Linked DNA regions of Mus musculus: region 2 is linked to region 1. A link is a loop called in an ENCODE intact Hi-C map of the cell type or tissue named here. Cell type or tissue: heart. All regions are shown on one strand. Each heading gives the region's core, and the rest is flanking DNA. Links, peaks and the distances in the headings are about the cores only.

Region 1 (8,335 bases), core at 317-8,316:
AATGTCAATTAGTTCACTGAGAGGGTCGACTAATCAATCACTCAGCAATGTCAGCATGTATCCAGTGAGTAAAACCTACGAGGTTGACAGGACAGCAGCAATCTTGCTTTTCTATGACTTGCCTGCTACTTGCCTCACAATGGATCCCAAGAACAGAGGCGGGGAAGGTGGGCGGAGCCATGATTATTTCTCAGGAAGTTAGGAGCAATGCCGTACCTGATTGGCTGCCGTTTCCTCTGGCTCCTGGATGTTGAAGACGTTTGCGCTGTCGGCTCCAAGCAGGCGGCGAGCCATTCTTTCCTCATAGGTTAGCCTCTGCACAGAGTAAGTCACAGAAATACACACTTAGGGGGAATCACAATCACACATTGCTTATGGAAAGGGAATAAAAATATAAAATAGGGTTGGACATTTTTCTGTGACTAGTCTCCTTTCAGCTTCATAGCTGCATCCGAAAGAGTCTGTTGCTTTCCCTGGCTTTGTTTTCTCCTCTGCTTCTGCTCCGTGTAATCTAAATCCAATATTGGGAGATGAGATAACTGATCCTGGCAGCTACCACCCAATATGGCACAGATCCATATGAATGATCAGTGACAAGGCTAAGGCCACATAGGATAGCTGTGTCCTCCTTATCTTTAGAAAAAAACCCCAAAACATCGAAACCAAAACAAAACAGAAGAAAAAGATGATCTCAAGACAGCAGAAGAAGGCTTAAAGGAGATGTTCTTTCATGGGCTGTCACAGGCTTCCGACCATCCATGCCGGCCCCAGCCAGTGACAGAAAGAAAGCTACTTAAAAGGGCAGCAAAAGGAGCCCTGAGAGGAAAAGCAGGTGCTGTGGGCAGAAACAATCCTGCCAGTCAGTTACCACCACACATGACACACAGGATATGCTCCATCAACGTGAGCGCACTGCCTCGGTTGCAGTGTAAGCAACGTGAAGCAAACACAATCCACACAGAATGACTACACACGGCTGAGGTAAGGAAGGACAAGTCTGTGCCAAGCCAGCATCCGGCATCCTCAGTTAGGATGTGCACAGCTTGCCCACTGGAAGGAAGAGCACACAGTTGCTGCCTCTAGCAGTTGGCCGGTGATTCTGCCAGACCAGTCCTATGTGGAACATGGCAGCAGCTTTGTTGTCTGCTAATATAATTCTTGCACTCGACTGTTGGTCCTATGTGCCCTAGAATTATGGATCTGGAGGAACTTTGAGAGTTCACAAATCTCTTTAGGGGCCTTTTCCAACAAGGGATCAGTTAGAAATAAGGAATAATTAGGAGGGTAGAATCCGTAAAATATAAAAGTACAAGCATTATTTCATATGACCCTTCAAAACTTCTGAATGTCAACACAAACACTGTTCAACATTCCCTAATCAGAAAAATATGTTGGATGAACTTACAGTTTCCAGTAATTGCTGGTTCTCGTCCCAGCCGAAACTGGGAAGTGAAACAGATCAAATGCCAAATAGCCCTAAGGTTGAAATTATTTCATTTGCTAAAGGAATGGCAGGGGACAAGAAGAGGGTGTCCCAATGCTTCAGGGAGTGATTTGGTCCAGTACAACTATGCAAAGTGATTTTATCAAGTCTATTAAGATGAGGGAGTTCAGTTTTCAAATGGGCTCTTATTGCTTTTATCATTGTTCTCTGACAAAGTCTTCCTTACGTTCTGGTGGAGAATTTTATCACCATCAGTGGAAGACCGGTTCTGCATAGGCAGAAATAGCGACTGCATACCTATTCCTTCACCAAGATGCCCTAGCTTCCCCCAGAAGCCAATCTCACTTCCCAGTTTGGATTTGATGTCATTGTGATATATGGAAATACAAGCTCTTGTCTACAGAAGCCAAAATAAGTAACAGAATATTATGGGATGGTATGAACAACTCATTCGAGATTCCCTTTTTAAAAAAAAAAAGGAAATTCAGTTTTCTTGATCTAAACTATCAAATGAAGTTACTATGAATGTTTACGTATTGCTAAACAGATAGATAATATATACATATATGAGTTGTACCTTATACAGGTTTTACTTTTAATCCAAGAGAGTCCTCATCCATAAGGAATACTTAAATAAAAAAATGGTTTGTGTTGGGGAGGAGTTGGAGAGATGCCCTCACCTGGCTAAAAACAGTCCCCCTAAGCATCTGTTTTAATCTTCCAACAGCTTTTGTTGACAGAACCAGGGAACGCTTCCAGCGTGCGTGCAATCACTGGTTAGAGGTGGAGGTCACATACTTCCCTCTTTTGCAGAGCCCCAGGACCCAGTGAAACAAGCACCACAAAGCTTGCTAGAAGCTTCATCCGCCTTAAGATTAAGGGCCCTTAATCACTAGTATCACCATGAAAAAAATCCCACAAACCTAGAGCAATTTCTGTTCTGAAACGGCATCTGAGATGATTTTAAGCAAGCTTATTTTTCTGGTATTTCATGATACAGCCAGAAAAGACTCATCTCCTATGTTTAGGATACCTAATTTGCTGGCCTTTCCCAGCCCTTTAAAACCTCTGAGATGATACAAAAAGATTAAGCAAGCAAACAAACTCAGCTATGGAAAATTTAAGTAGGGATGAACCATCTGTTTCCCATCAGATCGATGGTCACAGTCAAAGCCTACGGCCTTAAGGCAGAAGTAGTTTCTGTTGTCAAGTGTGGTAGTATTGCTGTAAAACTTGGAGCAAGACAGTGGGACAGACATTACTGCAAGGTGTGGGAGCAGCGTCTACTCAGTCAAGGAGAACAGGACTCAGCCGTAGCAGTGGGTTTTCTAGCCCAGGTTATCCTGGGTGGAAGCCTTTCATTCCATTTCACTGCTTCTGGGTACCAGCTATCCCAGAGTACCTTCCTATTTCCTCCCAGGGAGCCACCTAGCTAAGATGGACTCTCTGTGGGTCCTTTATAGCACTGTATATCATGTTGTGGTGTCAGCCCTAGTTGCTGCCATCAGTACTTCCGTGTCTCTCCTACTCACTAAGAGGGATACTGGAATTCAGAGATAATGACAGAGCCTCATGGACAAGTCTTATGAACGTGAGCCTGAGTGAACCAGAGGAGATCTGGCTGGCGGGGCTGGGGTTCCAAGTCTAAGGCCCTGTTCTATTAGTACTGGTTAAGCCCCTATTCCATCAGTACTGGTTAAACTCCTGTTCCATTAGTACCGTTTGGCTAGCCCCTGTTCCATCAGTACCAGTTAAGCCCCTGATCCATCAGTACCGGTTGGCCATTGTTCAGAAGGTCCTCCTTGAAGCGAAGCTTCCGTTCCAGGTCTTGGATGACAGCATCCTTTGTGCCTTGAATCTCCTCATCAGAGGCAATTCTAGCAGTTCTACTGGACTTCTTTGGGAACCCCCTGCACAACAAAGGCATAAGTATAGTTAACTGCTGGGCATACACACAAGTCCAAGTCAGCCTTCAAGTTCAACGAAGCATAGATAGATGGCCTTCATAGTGTATCCTTTTAAAGCATCTACAACTACTCATATGAAGAGAAGGTGCTTTCAGGAGTTCAGGAAACACTAACTGGAACCTGGTCTTGAGGAAGGTTCGGACACCCATAGGGGAGCATATTCAGTGGCTAGGTAAATGCCACAGACAGAAACTACCTGTGTTTCAATCCTAGGGAGTAGCAACATGAAATGAAAATCTGATGTGTCTTCCTATGAGGCTTAAACAGACTCAGCCTTGATCTTGGGCAAGCTTCTTAAAGTTGCTTAAAAATACACATAAAAATATATAAAGATGAATGCAACGTGTGAATGTTGAGAGGACTTAAAAAGGACAAATTTCTCTTATGATTTTAAAAATTTTCTGGTCCTTCATAATTCAATGTATCCAATGACAAGGCTATAAGCCTCATTATAAGCAATACAGGAGTAGCATCATTTGCCAGGTATATCTGGGGGTCAGAATCTAGGGATGTAGCCTAGTCGGTAGAGTGCTTGCCTAGCATGCATAAAAACCTGAGTTCTATACTCAGCAGAGGGAAAAGACTGGGTGTTCTGTAATTGCCGCTATCCCAGCACTAGGAGGTTGGAGGTCAGGAAGGTAGGAGTTCAAAGTCATTGTTGGCTACATAGCAAGTTCAAAGCCAGCTCGGGCCATGCAATACTTTGTCTAAAAATGGTGAAAATCCTTCATTGTGTCTTATATATTTTATATGTCTATAAGGGGCATTCTACATAGAATTCTTAGTGTGCCTGCCTTTTGACCATGACCCATCACAGGAGATTTCTCCCTTCCAGTATCATGTGAATGCTCAAAACAGTGTGCATTTGAAAAGGGTTTCAGAAATTGGATTTTCACATTAGGGATATTCAACTCGAGTCACATTTGTTACATCCCCTTCTGTCTCCACGAGTCCTATTTGACTAGTGCAAGTCTGTGTTATAAGACCTTTGGAGTGATTTTACACAAGAGGGCTATGACAGGCATTACAATGGATGGTAAGCCTTAAATCTGGACTTCTGCAGTAGGTCACACTGTAAGTATCAGCAGCAAGACTTTTCTTTCCAAGGGCTACAGCAATTCCCCCACTGTGCACCAGGGGGCACCAATGCTGCGTGTTGGATAGGTGTGGACCCCTGCTGGTGTCTTAAGTAAACTGCTTCCTATTTCTCTGCCTCTTCCCTGATTACCTCAGTGGGTGGAAATCAATGAAAGAGGAAAAACTATGTAAATGGAAAATGAATAGCCCATCACTACCCTATTCAACAGAGTTGAATTTTGGCGTTCACAAAAAAAAAAAAAAAAAAAAAAAAGCAAGAAAGCAAGTCACAGAAGGATGCATATAGTACTACTACGTATAAAGTATAAAGAGGCAAAAGCTAAAATCTGGTGCACTCTGAGTGAACAGACCAAGGGGTCACCATGACCCAGAGGAGCTATTAGTGACAGATCGGCAACATCATTCCAAACCCGATTCAGAAGAAGCAGAAACTGGGCTGGAGCCCAGCAGTCTGTATTTAATAACTTCTCTGGGTGATTCTGAGACATGTGAAGGTTGGATAAACAGACTCGGGGAAACATAGACATGGGGAAAGCCATAAAAGAAGAGAACTCTCAACTCAGATGCTCAGGGTAGTGGTTAGCTTCGGGGAGTGTTAGTGTTCGCAGCTGCTGAAGGATTTCAGAGGTACAAGAAATGGGTGTTTGCTATTGCATATGCCAGAAAGGTTTTGCTGAAGGGACCCTGTTATAGCTGTCTCGTATGAGGCTATGCCAGTGCCTGACAAATATAGAAGTGGATGCTCACAGTCATCTATAAGATGGAACACAGAGCCCCCAATGGAGAGGCTAGAGAAAGCACCCAAGGAGCTGAAGGGATCTGCAACCCTATAGTTGGAACAACAATATGAACTAACCCCAGAGCTCATGTCTCTAGCTGCATATGTAGCAGAAGATGGCCTAGTCAGCCATCACTGGGAAGAGAGGCCCCTTGGTATTGCAAACTTTATATGCCCAGTACAGGGGAATTCCAGGGCCAAGAAGCGGGAGTGGGTGGGTAGGGGAGCAGGGCGGAGGGAGGGTATAGGGAACTTTTGGGATAGCATTTAAAATGTATATAAAGAAAATATCTAATAAGTAAATAAATAAATAAAAAGGAAAAAGAAATGGTTGTTTGGATATATCTCGTTAGGCAGGATATTTCTAAATAATAATAGAAAGCTTACTGTAAAGGTATCAAAGCATCATCCACCGACACCATTATTGACCATGTAAAGAAGTAACGGGCTTACCAACTTTTGATTTCTTATTGATCTGTTTAACCCTGCTGGGAAGCACGTAAGCAGAAACTGCAAGGACCTTGTAACTGCTCCACTGCCTACACCGGTCGTCAGTGATGCCACCTATCCTGGGGACTGTGCACCTAGTCTTCCCAGCAGTCTTTCTTCCCTATGGTCCACACTTCTCTGAATCCTTCTTGAACGTTCCTGATTCTGGTAGGTGTTTTTCCTGAATGCTTAGGGAGTCACTCTCTGTCATGGTTTGTATATGCTTGGCCCAGGGAGTGGCACTATTAGGAGGTGTAGTCACTGTGGGCATGGGCTTTAAGACCCTCATCCTAGCTTCCCAGAAGCCAGTATTCTGCTAGCAGCCTTCAGATGACGATGTAGAACTCTTAGCCCCTCCTGTACCATGCCTGCCTGGATGCGGCCATGCTCCCACTTTGAGGATAACAGATTCAACCTCTGGGTGAGTCAGACCCAATTAAATGTTGTCCTTTGTAAGACTGGCCTTGGTCATGGTGTCTGTTCACAGCAGTAAAACCCTAACTGAGACAACATCCTACCCCAATGCAAAGGCTTAGAGAGGCGATCTCCTGCCCTGATGCTAGTTCTAAGACAACTGGAGTTTTTTAATGTAGGCAACAGCCCCGGGCCACTGAAAGGTGTGGACTGGAAGTGGGAGGAGACACTCCTGTACTCATATCTCTAAAAGGAGACATAAAGGGAGAAACATCTCTCTTTTTTCTCTGGTAGAAACATACCGTCTCATTCCAGCCTTGTTCTGCAGCTCAGCAAACCCCGCACATTTCATCTGCTTGTGACTGAGTCTCCTGATATTTATAGAGGGAAATAGCCTAGTTTCCAGGTCCATCTAGTCCAGTCAAATTTGCCCCTGCACACCAGAGTTAACGTTTAGGGAAACACAAAAGCCGTGACTTCTTTAACTTTTGTTCTCCTCACTGGGAAGAGACCTTGAGATTTAAGGATAGGGGACAAAGCTGAAACAGGAAGCAAACTTGCCTATGGTACCAATAGAGGCCCATGAATTATGATTTAGAATTCAGTTTTCAGTCTCACGCAGTCATTTAACAGACATACTCATAGTCTTCTGGGTCCTTACACAGGCTTTTTTCCAGTTATGTCATCAGCCTTCACCTTAATGTCCGCTTAGGAAAATCGGACCTAAAACTCTCCCATTGGTAGTGCGCCTTGCTTGTGTCCCTCATGCGTCTATCATGCTGCTGACCTGGATTCTTAAATGGTTTTTTCCCCACCGTGGCTGCTTTTGCTCACCACAGCACACACCTAGATGTTTCTGTAATGAGTGACTCCATGTGTTACCTAGCTTCACTTCCACCTTTGTCTCCTTTCCCACCTCTGTCAAGAACACACGAGCCACACCATCTGAAATCAGGTGACGTGTAAAAAGCCAAGCCCGGGACTAAGTAACTATCACACAGTTTTGGAAGAAAGCTTTGTGCTGACTTTGCCACAGCCTGGGAAACAGAAGAGCCAGCTTTGGAAGACAAGACTGAGGGCAGTCAAACGCGTGTACGTGGACTGTGCGTGCAGTGTGGTTTCCTGCTGTTACACAGCCGAGCAGCAGGGCCTAGACGTACTACCCTGGATGAGCAGTCTCTGCTGACAGAAGGAGCCTGTGTGGTGCGGGCCTACTACGCTATGAGCTGTGCTCTCAGCACAAATAAGAACCAAAGGGGTAGGAAGGCAAATGTCAAGAACAGAAGAGACCATCTAAATGACAGCAACGGAGAGCTGGTGTTTAGAGACTGTTGCAATTGTCTGGGACAGGTAACACCTGTCTTTACTAGAGAGCAGGTCCTGGAACTTGGCAAACAAGTGTGCTTGACTTAGGATAACTGCTCTGGAATATTTCACAGAGAGGTCATTTATCTTTGTGTGGTCTCTGTCTTTCAAGTATTTATCATTTCAATAGTATAAGATAAGACATCCCCCCCCCAAAAAAAAAACCCTTTCCAATTCTCCATTATTTTTAACAACTCAATTCCATAATGACAACAATTTATCAGTAGTATGTAGTGGGCATCTTATGCCTGAAGTTCAAGCACTTAGGAGGCAGGGGCAGGAGGCTCACCAATTCCACAGCAGTCTAGGCTATATATCCAGACCCTGTCTCAAAAAACCCCAATGAACCAAGCAAGACAAACAGCAGTGGAAGGAAATGGACATAATTTCTTGTTTCCTCCTAGTCTCAAGACATTTTTCTTTGCTTACAGAATTGAAGGAACTCACATGGTCTCAGTTTTGAACACTCTCACTCTAATAAGAGTCCACAGTCAAAAGATCAGCGTAGCCAATTCTACAAACATTTACAGAGCGTTGGCCACGCATCATGATAGTTTAATCCACCAGTGCAAATTCTTTTAATTCTAGGGGGAAAAAAAAACCCAAAATAAAACATTTGCTTTGTAAGGTAAACAATTGCATTCCTTGGTGACATCATGAAGTCCTACACATTAGACATTTCATGTATAAAGATGAAGAAAAGCAGCTTTGTCTTTCATAGCCTTGCCTCTGCCTTACACAAGACTGCAAAGACAACTGAGTCCCACACAGGCCTAGCCT
Region 2 (8,335 bases), core at 32-8,031, 220 kb after region 1:
AGCTGTGAATGATAAATTTCTGTTGCCATCCAGTCTGGGATATTTTGCTATAACAACCTAACCAGACTAAGACTGACTGAGATGAAGCTTTAGTTAAAGGACTGCAAAGATGTTAAGGAAAACAGATCTTAGTTAAAGGACAAAGCAGACCCTAGGTTATAGTCTAGACTCAAAATAGATGAGATCACTCCAGGGACTGTCACTTGTAACCAAGAGTGTCAGGGGCACTGTTCATGTAGGGAAAGATATTCACTTCTTCATAGTCCTAAAGGTTTGAAAGCACTGAACATTGAAGCTAGATAGTTGTTTTCTGTTTAGGTTGGGAATGGAATTGAGACAAAACAGGAAGAGATTATAAATGACTTTATAGCTTTAAGAAATGGCCTGAACCTGGACTCTTCCTAATGATGCAAACTAATTTTTATGTAGCCCATTGACCGTTATTCCAGGACTAATTTCTAAGGAATATCAAACATTAATGTGGGCATAGTTAGCCCATTTCATAGGTGAGTGGGTGAGGCTTAGAGTACATAGTGCTTACCTAAGCCAATCAGAGAGTTGTAATAGTGACTTACATCTGTCTGCAAAGTCACTGTCCTGCTTATAACATCAATTTCTTGGAAATGGAACAGGAAGGTCATGGACAAATGATTAATGTTTTGAAGATTATAGCTAAGATTGATGAGCAAGATATGATTAAGTCTGGTTGCTGGTCATTTTCTAACATGGTGGGTGGACTCTAACTGGTGGTTCTGGCTACTGAGAGCCATGCTGGGACACAAGGAAGACATTTTAAGGTGCTCAGAGGCAGCGTATTAAAGTGAAGTCCCTTCTCATTCTCTCTGCACCACATCCATCAGTACAAACCAACCAAGAACAAGTGGAGCATAGTGTCCTGCTTGCCCCTCCCATCAGATAAAGAGGGCTCTATCTCTTTGAACAGAAATGTTCCCATTCCTTTTTCAATCACCATATCCTCCAGGAGCCGTTAGTAATTCTAAAGCTCCTAATTCTCCCTGTCTTGTAATTCTTTCCTACCCATAAGGTGTGTTAGTGATTCTTTTACTTTAGATCTTGACAAAGTGTTAGTTATTATTATCATTATTATTAAGATGGGGTCTTATATAGCCAAGACTTGCCTTGAATTCTTTATATAACCAAGGATGCCCTTGAATTTCTGATCTTTCTTCCTCCACTTCCTAAGTGCTAAGATTATAGGTATATACACCATGCCTGGTTTATGCAGAGCCAGCTATTGAATCCAGGGCTTTGAGAACGTTCGGGAAGCACTCTACCAACTTGTAGAGAGAATATCTTATGCCTGTATGCATGTGGCACCGTCAACAGTAAAGCTGCATGCCTATGGCGTAGGCAGGAAATAGGAGGTGGAACACCTGAGAGGCAGAAAGGGTTCTGGGATAGTGCCAAGTGTGTCAGATTCACCCAGGAAGATGCGACAGAGTTCAGACACATGGTGCTTGAGCACAGGTAACCCGCTATGTGGCAGAATGTAGATTAGAATAAATGGGTTATTTTAAATCATGACCTAGTCAGAGAAGAGCCTAGCTGTATGGCCAAGATATTTGTAAATATATTTTAAGTCAGAGTCTTATTTCTGGGAGCATGGGGCTGGGAGGAAGACCCACCTAACTTTTATTACAACAGAGCCGCACCCTTAGCCCCTCAATGCTCACCTCTACTAAGGCAAGACCCAAACTTCAGAGAGTTCAGAGTTCCCACTGAGCACTGGCATGTCACTTTTTCTCATTCCTCACTGTGTTCTGTGTTTAGACACTCTCCTGGGCCAGGCTTCTTTCTGCACTTGGTTGTAAGAAAAAGGGCTTTATTTTCCTTTCAAAATAGTCGACAGAGGCCTGCTGGAAGTGAGGAATATGACTAAGTGATTTCTTAAAGTCCTTTCCAGCCAGTGATTCATCAGACACAGAATTTTAACTTGGACTGGTCTACTGGTATTCTGAGCCAAATGTCTCATTTCTGCAAATGAGGAGAGTGAGGTCTGTAGAGGTCAAGAGTTGTGGGGGGCTGCCTGCTACAGTGGAAAGAATATGGGACTTGACGTTTACAGAGGTCTGAGTTTGAGACCAAATACCAACAGTGACTTGCTGTGTGACCTTGAAAACATCAATAACCCCCGTACCTTACTCCAGTTTCCACAACTGTACAGTAGAGATAACGCCACCTTCTCTGTTTGCTGTCTAGTGTCAGCCTAAGGACACTACATCTAAGAACAGGATAAAACATAGTTCAAACCTGCCCCCTATGTTAAAATTTTAATGTAATCTGTCCAAGGTTACTTGGTGGCAAACAGAATCAGCATCTTCAGTTCCAGTGTCACTTAATTCTCATCATCCAGTATGTCTCCTCAATGTTTTTCCCATAAGCCATCATGCTAATCCGATCTCCATGTGCTTTCTTTTAAGCTGCTTACTGCACATAGGCCCCAACTGTAGGACTCCAGATTGGCTTAGCCAGACTGCAGAGCACCAAGTTGTTAGAGACATCTCAAGCAGCCTTCCATTATCTTGTAGTGATGGCTCTCAGATGCCAAGCTCATGATGGCCAGCCGATGGGTTGAGTTCCCAAGTGAGCTTTCTAGGTAGCTTAGCTTCTTCAACCAGATTCATAACATCAAGCCGGAACATGAGCGCTGTCTTCTGATTAGCACTGAGTGGACTACCAGGTTCGAGCACATACTTTGGATTAAAACAGAATGGATGTAACCAGCAGAATGAAGTAATACCAGGCATTCATACTGGAGAGAGATTTGGGAACTTGCTCGGTGGTGATAGCTGGTTGACAGCACCAATCTGCGATAGCTTGCTTAGAAGGGGGTGGTAGATTGATCTCACAAATGAAACATGGGTCCAAGGTTATGTGTTTCCAAGGACCACTAATGAGAAGAGGTCACTGGTCTCTGAGCTCATTCACCATTATTTGTGAATTAGGAAAGATTACATGTTTCGTTTGGCTCCACTATTAATCACAGGGTATACTGAATCCTCAGGAGGCTGACCCAAATCATTTCTTCCACTTATCAAGTAACATGTACCTCCACAAAGACATTCTGTGACCTTCTGTTCAACCTGCCTTTGCTTCTTGTGTAACTGATTCTCCTCCAGACTTAGTATTGGAGATCCTTCTTCCATATATTGGGAAGAGTGGGACTGCTTCTTTAACAATGAGCCAACGAGTGCAGCCAGCAGATTCACGTTCCCCTGTCCTTTTGAGCATGAAAAAGTTTAACAATTTCCAGAAATAAGGGGAAGGTCAAGCTTACAATCAATAGGGAATATTGCCTTTTGCCATGAGCCAGAAAAAAAGAAAAAAAGAAAAAAAAAACCTGAGGTGGGGGAGGGGCCACCTTGAGCCAGTTCAGGCAACAATTTCTATGTTAAAAAAGAAGTTGAAGTTGGAGCCATGTGGTCTCCAAAGTAGTAAAATATATTTTCTTACCCTACACTTCATGTGCCCATAACCTTCCTTTTAAATCATCTCTAACCAGCCTCAAATCACTCTGACCGCAAATCATTTGGTGGCTTTGGTCTCCAGGCAATGGAATGTGCTGGAGCAGACAGGGAGTCGGGGAGTAGCTACCAAGTGCGCTCTGAGGGAGCTCCCACCCCCACCCACCCTAGCCCCTACCCCCCAGGCGTATGGACCTCAGCAAGAGCCTTAAACGTTCTACACTGAGATAGCACATGACATCATAGCGCAATCATTCCAGAAACACACACACACACACACACACACACACACACACACACTCACACAAAACTGCAAGGGTTGCAGAACAGCAAACGCAATATGACACAAACCACAGAGGGCAGATGGAGCCCAAGAACAGTTTTCCTTATGAAAACATTCACAAATACCACAGGCAGACTGGCAGAGGCAGGTTTAATTACATTCACAGAAACTCATTGTGTCCATCAGCACCGCCAACTTCAGGGCTGACCAACGAATGGGAGGTCACTCACTGAGGCTGTCCTGGAAATGGGACAGCCAGGAGAGCCTGAAGTTCTATGTCCAGGTGTCTTAATGAGCACGTGAGGAGTAGAGTGGACCCAACTGTAGCAAATGCTCAATAGCCCTTGACGAGAATTCTAAGGGACCCAGAGCTTTGTAGTAACCTGTCTTTAAATGTATAACTGAGGAGTTAAGAACAGCCCAAGGTGTGAGAAATCAATTATTCAATTCATGATTAATTTACGAGACACTTAGCTAAGCTGTCCCAGGCACAAATAAAGCTCTTGCGACTGCCATCTGCTGTCACATCAGAAGAGCCGGCCGTGTGTGCTGCAAGTGCAACTGGATCTTTGCTTATTTTTATTTATTTATTTAAAGGAGCTTTCAAAGCGTTAAGTATACAGTCTTTGGAGGGATGGTGAATGCATGAGCGAGCGAGCCTGTAGGCACCTCTGGGAAACAAAGTTTAACATACACTGGCTAAGTATGATTAAGGCTTGAGAGGGAAACATGTTCCAAATAAAAGTGCTATTTTAGTGTACCTAGCTATCGTTTTACTGTTTTACAGCTGTTGCTAAAGTGAGCATTTTCAAGGAGGCTCTGCAGAACTTCTAGGAGACAAGAAGGATATGTTTAAATGGCCCCCCGAGAACTTTCTAATTTTAGCCCTACAGAATCATCACTGCCAACTCTAGTCAAGGTAGATTTGTAGTGGGAGGGGCAAAGGACCCAGAAAAATCAAGAAACAAACAGACAAACTGCAAACAAACACTGTCATGTTGAAGGTAGGTCTTGTTCCTTAAGGGACCAGGACAAAGAAGCATAGCAACTATAGACGTGTGTGTCTACCAGCTATAATCTTCTCTGAGACATAGTATTTTACATCCTGGTAGTGCGTGCAGCAGCAATCTTTTCATCAGATAACCTAAGGATAACTGCTCATTTCAGCTGGTTGGGGGGTGGGGGCAGCCCAAATGCATGCTGGTCATATCTTTCTGTAATTTCTAAAACAATGGCAGGGAGAAAGGCAAGATTCTGGGTTACTGAAAATAATCTTTCAGCCATTATTCCAGCAGTTATAAACTAGGACTTTTAAAATTTATTTATTTAATTGCTGGGGTCAGAAGAGATTTCCCATGGATTTATCAGCAACAGAAATAAACACGCATTTTGCTGAGTCTACTTAGAAGTGTTAAAAAGGGTTACTGAAAGTCTGTTTTCATCCTGTGGTTAGGAATTCAATGTGCCTTGCTAGGATGGCAAGCTACATTCCAGTATCCCGATGATTCTGTCAATGATAATGATATCATCAGAATATTAAAAAAAAAAAAAAAAAAAGCTATCTTTGGAGAACTGTCCCTTTCTCACATGGTCCTCTGTCAGGCCTTTTGGGCACCACACTCCACTCTTGCCCTTTATCAGTAGCCTACCACTAGCAGAGGTGACCTCAGAATCCCATCTGGCTTGTCAGGTGCCAGGCTCTGTATCTGGGCTTTTGATAGAAGTAGATTGTAGGAATCTGCATTTCGCTAAAAGAAATGCTGGTTGCTTCTAGAAGCGATCTTTTCCAGAATCCCCCCCCCCGCCCCCCAATACTTGTAAAAGCATAACGAGTAGTAGGAATGGGGGAAGGCCAGCTTTTCTGTTCTCAGTCTTTCCATGGTAGAGGAGTCATCAGGAATGTATTCCTCCCTATTGTATTCTGCCGGCCACTTGTTCCCTAGAACCACAGCCAACTGCATGCTAACTAATGAGAGAGGGACTCCGTCCAAAGGGCTTCCAAGAGAGAAAGGGAGCTGAGAAAGTAGCTTTAGATTCTGCTAGACAAAGGACTGCAATCGAGTGAGATCCAAGAAAACAAACAACTTTTAGGAGATTGAAGGAGAGCGGTGGGGGTTGGGGGTGGGTGGGTGGGGGGAGTAAAAACCACCCAGATTTTTCAAGAGGAAAAAAAAAAAAGGCAATCTCAAACTTTCCCTGAGATAAAGTGTTTCCAGCTAGAACTCATTCAGCTCGCTGAGTAGCTCAGCCTGTCAGAAGGGGCTTTCGTTGTCAAAGTTTCCTTCCAATTCAGCCAGGGATGGAGCGGATGACAAACTAGACGAAAATCCAACCCAAAGTGCTCCAGGGGTGTGCAGAGTAAGAAAGTAGCGTTTTTAAAAATGGGGATGGGGTGGACAAAGAGGGCAGAGATGTAACCTCACGCCCTTCTCCCCTCCCCCACCCAACCCTAACAACGGAGAAGTCTGGCGAATAGGACCCTCTGCCCGAGCCCCTTAAGGGGTTTGGAGGGATCCGGAGGGCCATGCGTAGCACCACGGGCTCTGCATCTGTAGAACGCGGCCACTTACACCACTTACCAACTGGGCACCAAATACGCTCTGTACACCCCGCCGAAGAAGCTCTTCTGGGCTCTTTCGGATCCCGCCAGCTGTCCGAGTGCAACTTTTTAGGCTCGAGATTGCGGGTGCGGGAAAATGCACAGGCAGCAGAGCCGCCTTGCGCAGGGCTCCCGGCAGCCTACGGTGGAGAGGAGGACGTGGGTCCCGGTCCCGTCACCGGAGCCAGGCAGCTGGACTGCAGCCGCGCGAGTGCACCGCGTCTGCAGAGGGGCGCGTGTGCGCCGAGTGTGTGCGAGTGAGCGAGAGGAAGAGAGAGAGAGGTAGAAAAGGATCTGGGGCTGCTGGGGAGGGGGAGAGGGCGAGGGTGTGTCCTGGGCAGGAATGTTGCTAATGTCCAGAAATAACGCCCCTCTCTACTGTCCTGCTTACACGTCCGAAGGCTTTTGTTTGGACCGGGGTGGGCAAATCACAATTACACACCACTGAAGTGACAAGGTAGTCCCAGCCACAAGCAAGTTCCAAAGCAAGCCACCAGGCCAGCTTCAGCTTAAAGCCTTTCCTAGACACCTCTCTACTCATTTCACAAAGACAGCCTCTCTGCACACCTGGGGCCTTGGTAACTAGGCGACAGGGACTCCCATCTTCACCTGCCTTATATCCACTTCCATGAGAGGGTGTCTTTCCACGATCCCGTGTGTGTCCCTCTGTCTAAATGAAATCTCTCTCGCAAGTCTATACATTAACCCCATGTCACACAGGGAACCCTTAGGAAAGAGAATGTGGAGAATAAATCTGGTTTTTGTTCCTTTTTTTTTTTTTTTTTTTTTTTTTTTTTTTTTTTGATGTTGAACAAGTCTGCCATTAATCAAGGCTGTCCCTCAGCATCCAAGCTGCGATTCACTGAGAGTGAGCATGTTCCCTGGCTGGCTTCTCCTGCAGTTCTTCCTCATTGCATCAGGTCACAGCAACTCAGGCACTACAAGGATGGATATAACTGAGAAACAATAGGAAAATCCACACCAACCACTTAAGAAAACCCCACTACTTGCCAGCCAGCATCTCCCTGGCAGACTAGATTTAACACACGGGAGGAGCTGACCTCACCACATACTGTGTTCCCAATCTTCCCATCCCAGAATCAGCCTGCCCAAGACACAGCCATCCAGGTTTGGATTTAGAAATTTGAAGAAGAAACTCATGAGGGACTAATAAAGTTATTAATTCAACTAGAGTCCATAAAATATCAAAGGCATGACAGATTCTTGAAGTCAATTAGAAGACTTATCAGAACATGTGCTCCAAAAATAGTCATCCTGAGAGGTCCAACCAGAGACAGCAAGAGACATGTTTGGAAGTAAACATGTGGAAAGAGTGCGGTCCATCTCTAGTTCACATTTATTATCCTAAGGAAGTGATGGCTCATGAAATACTGTTTTTTTCCCCTTCCTTATTAAAATTTCCCCTTCCTTTGGGAATCATTGTCAAGTTAATAAGGCTGAGGTTGCTTTTCAATGGGAAGATATTCTGGGTTTGGCAAGTTCAGTCTCTTCTTGTGGTCTTTCTATTTTTTTGTCTCTAGGCTCGAACTAGAGACTTTTCCTGGGATCGCTGAGTAAGAGACAAACGTTGCTTCTCCAAAATGTAGCAAGGGGATCAGCGAACTCTGGAGTTTCACTGGCTTCTTCCTCCTCTCCAGAAGGGGTGGTTAGAAGCCCCTTTCCTCTGCTAATCAGAAAGGCACTGTGTTAATTAAAGGCACAGGCTAAAACAAAAGGTTCTTGGCATGTGGTCACCCTAAGAAGAATAATAAATATGGCCCAGGGGTCCATACGTGTTGAAAAGGTTAACAGTTTAGACTTTGGAAATGCAGCCCCAGTCAAAGATGGCGACCTTTCTAGGTCCCTTTGTGTGAGTGTGGATGAGAATGAAGGTTGGATGGAATCTGCTGTTCCCCATTTCCTGTGTCCAAGGAGCTACCCTGTGGGTACAGCTCTTAGGTGCCTGAC

What was found. A loop is a pair of places that touch in the nucleus more often than their neighbours do. Peaks named below come from ENCODE experiments on the same cell type or tissue, not always from the same donor. Only the 100,000 strongest peaks of a DNase experiment are listed, where the experiment ranks them.
Region 2: it touches region 1 in a loop (2.2-fold over the local background); 4 of 42 quality-filtered maps call a loop at or near these places.

What each region holds. Positions count from the first base shown.
Region 1 is chr8:61,535,470-61,543,804 of GRCm38, forward strand. Palld (palladin, cytoskeletal associated protein) reads right to left here. Exons shown (of 22, transcript NM_001293772.2): 12 at 3,219-3,354; 13 at 217-315. Among named protein-coding and RNA genes, the nearest start is that of Cbr4, 52 kb to the left of the region's middle. In heart, for the core only: no CTCF peak of the experiment used is centred there; DNase peaks (open chromatin) are centred at 2,192 and 4,542.
Region 2 is chr8:61,753,464-61,761,798 of GRCm38, forward strand. The region is part of intron 2 of Palld (palladin, cytoskeletal associated protein); the gene reads right to left. Among named protein-coding and RNA genes, the nearest start is that of Gm51576, 72 kb to the left of the region's middle. In heart, for the core only: CTCF peaks have their summits at 4,287 (motif pointing left) and 6,596; no DNase peak of the experiment used is centred there; H3K4me3 peaks cover 2,776 bases; H3K27ac peaks cover 2,406 bases.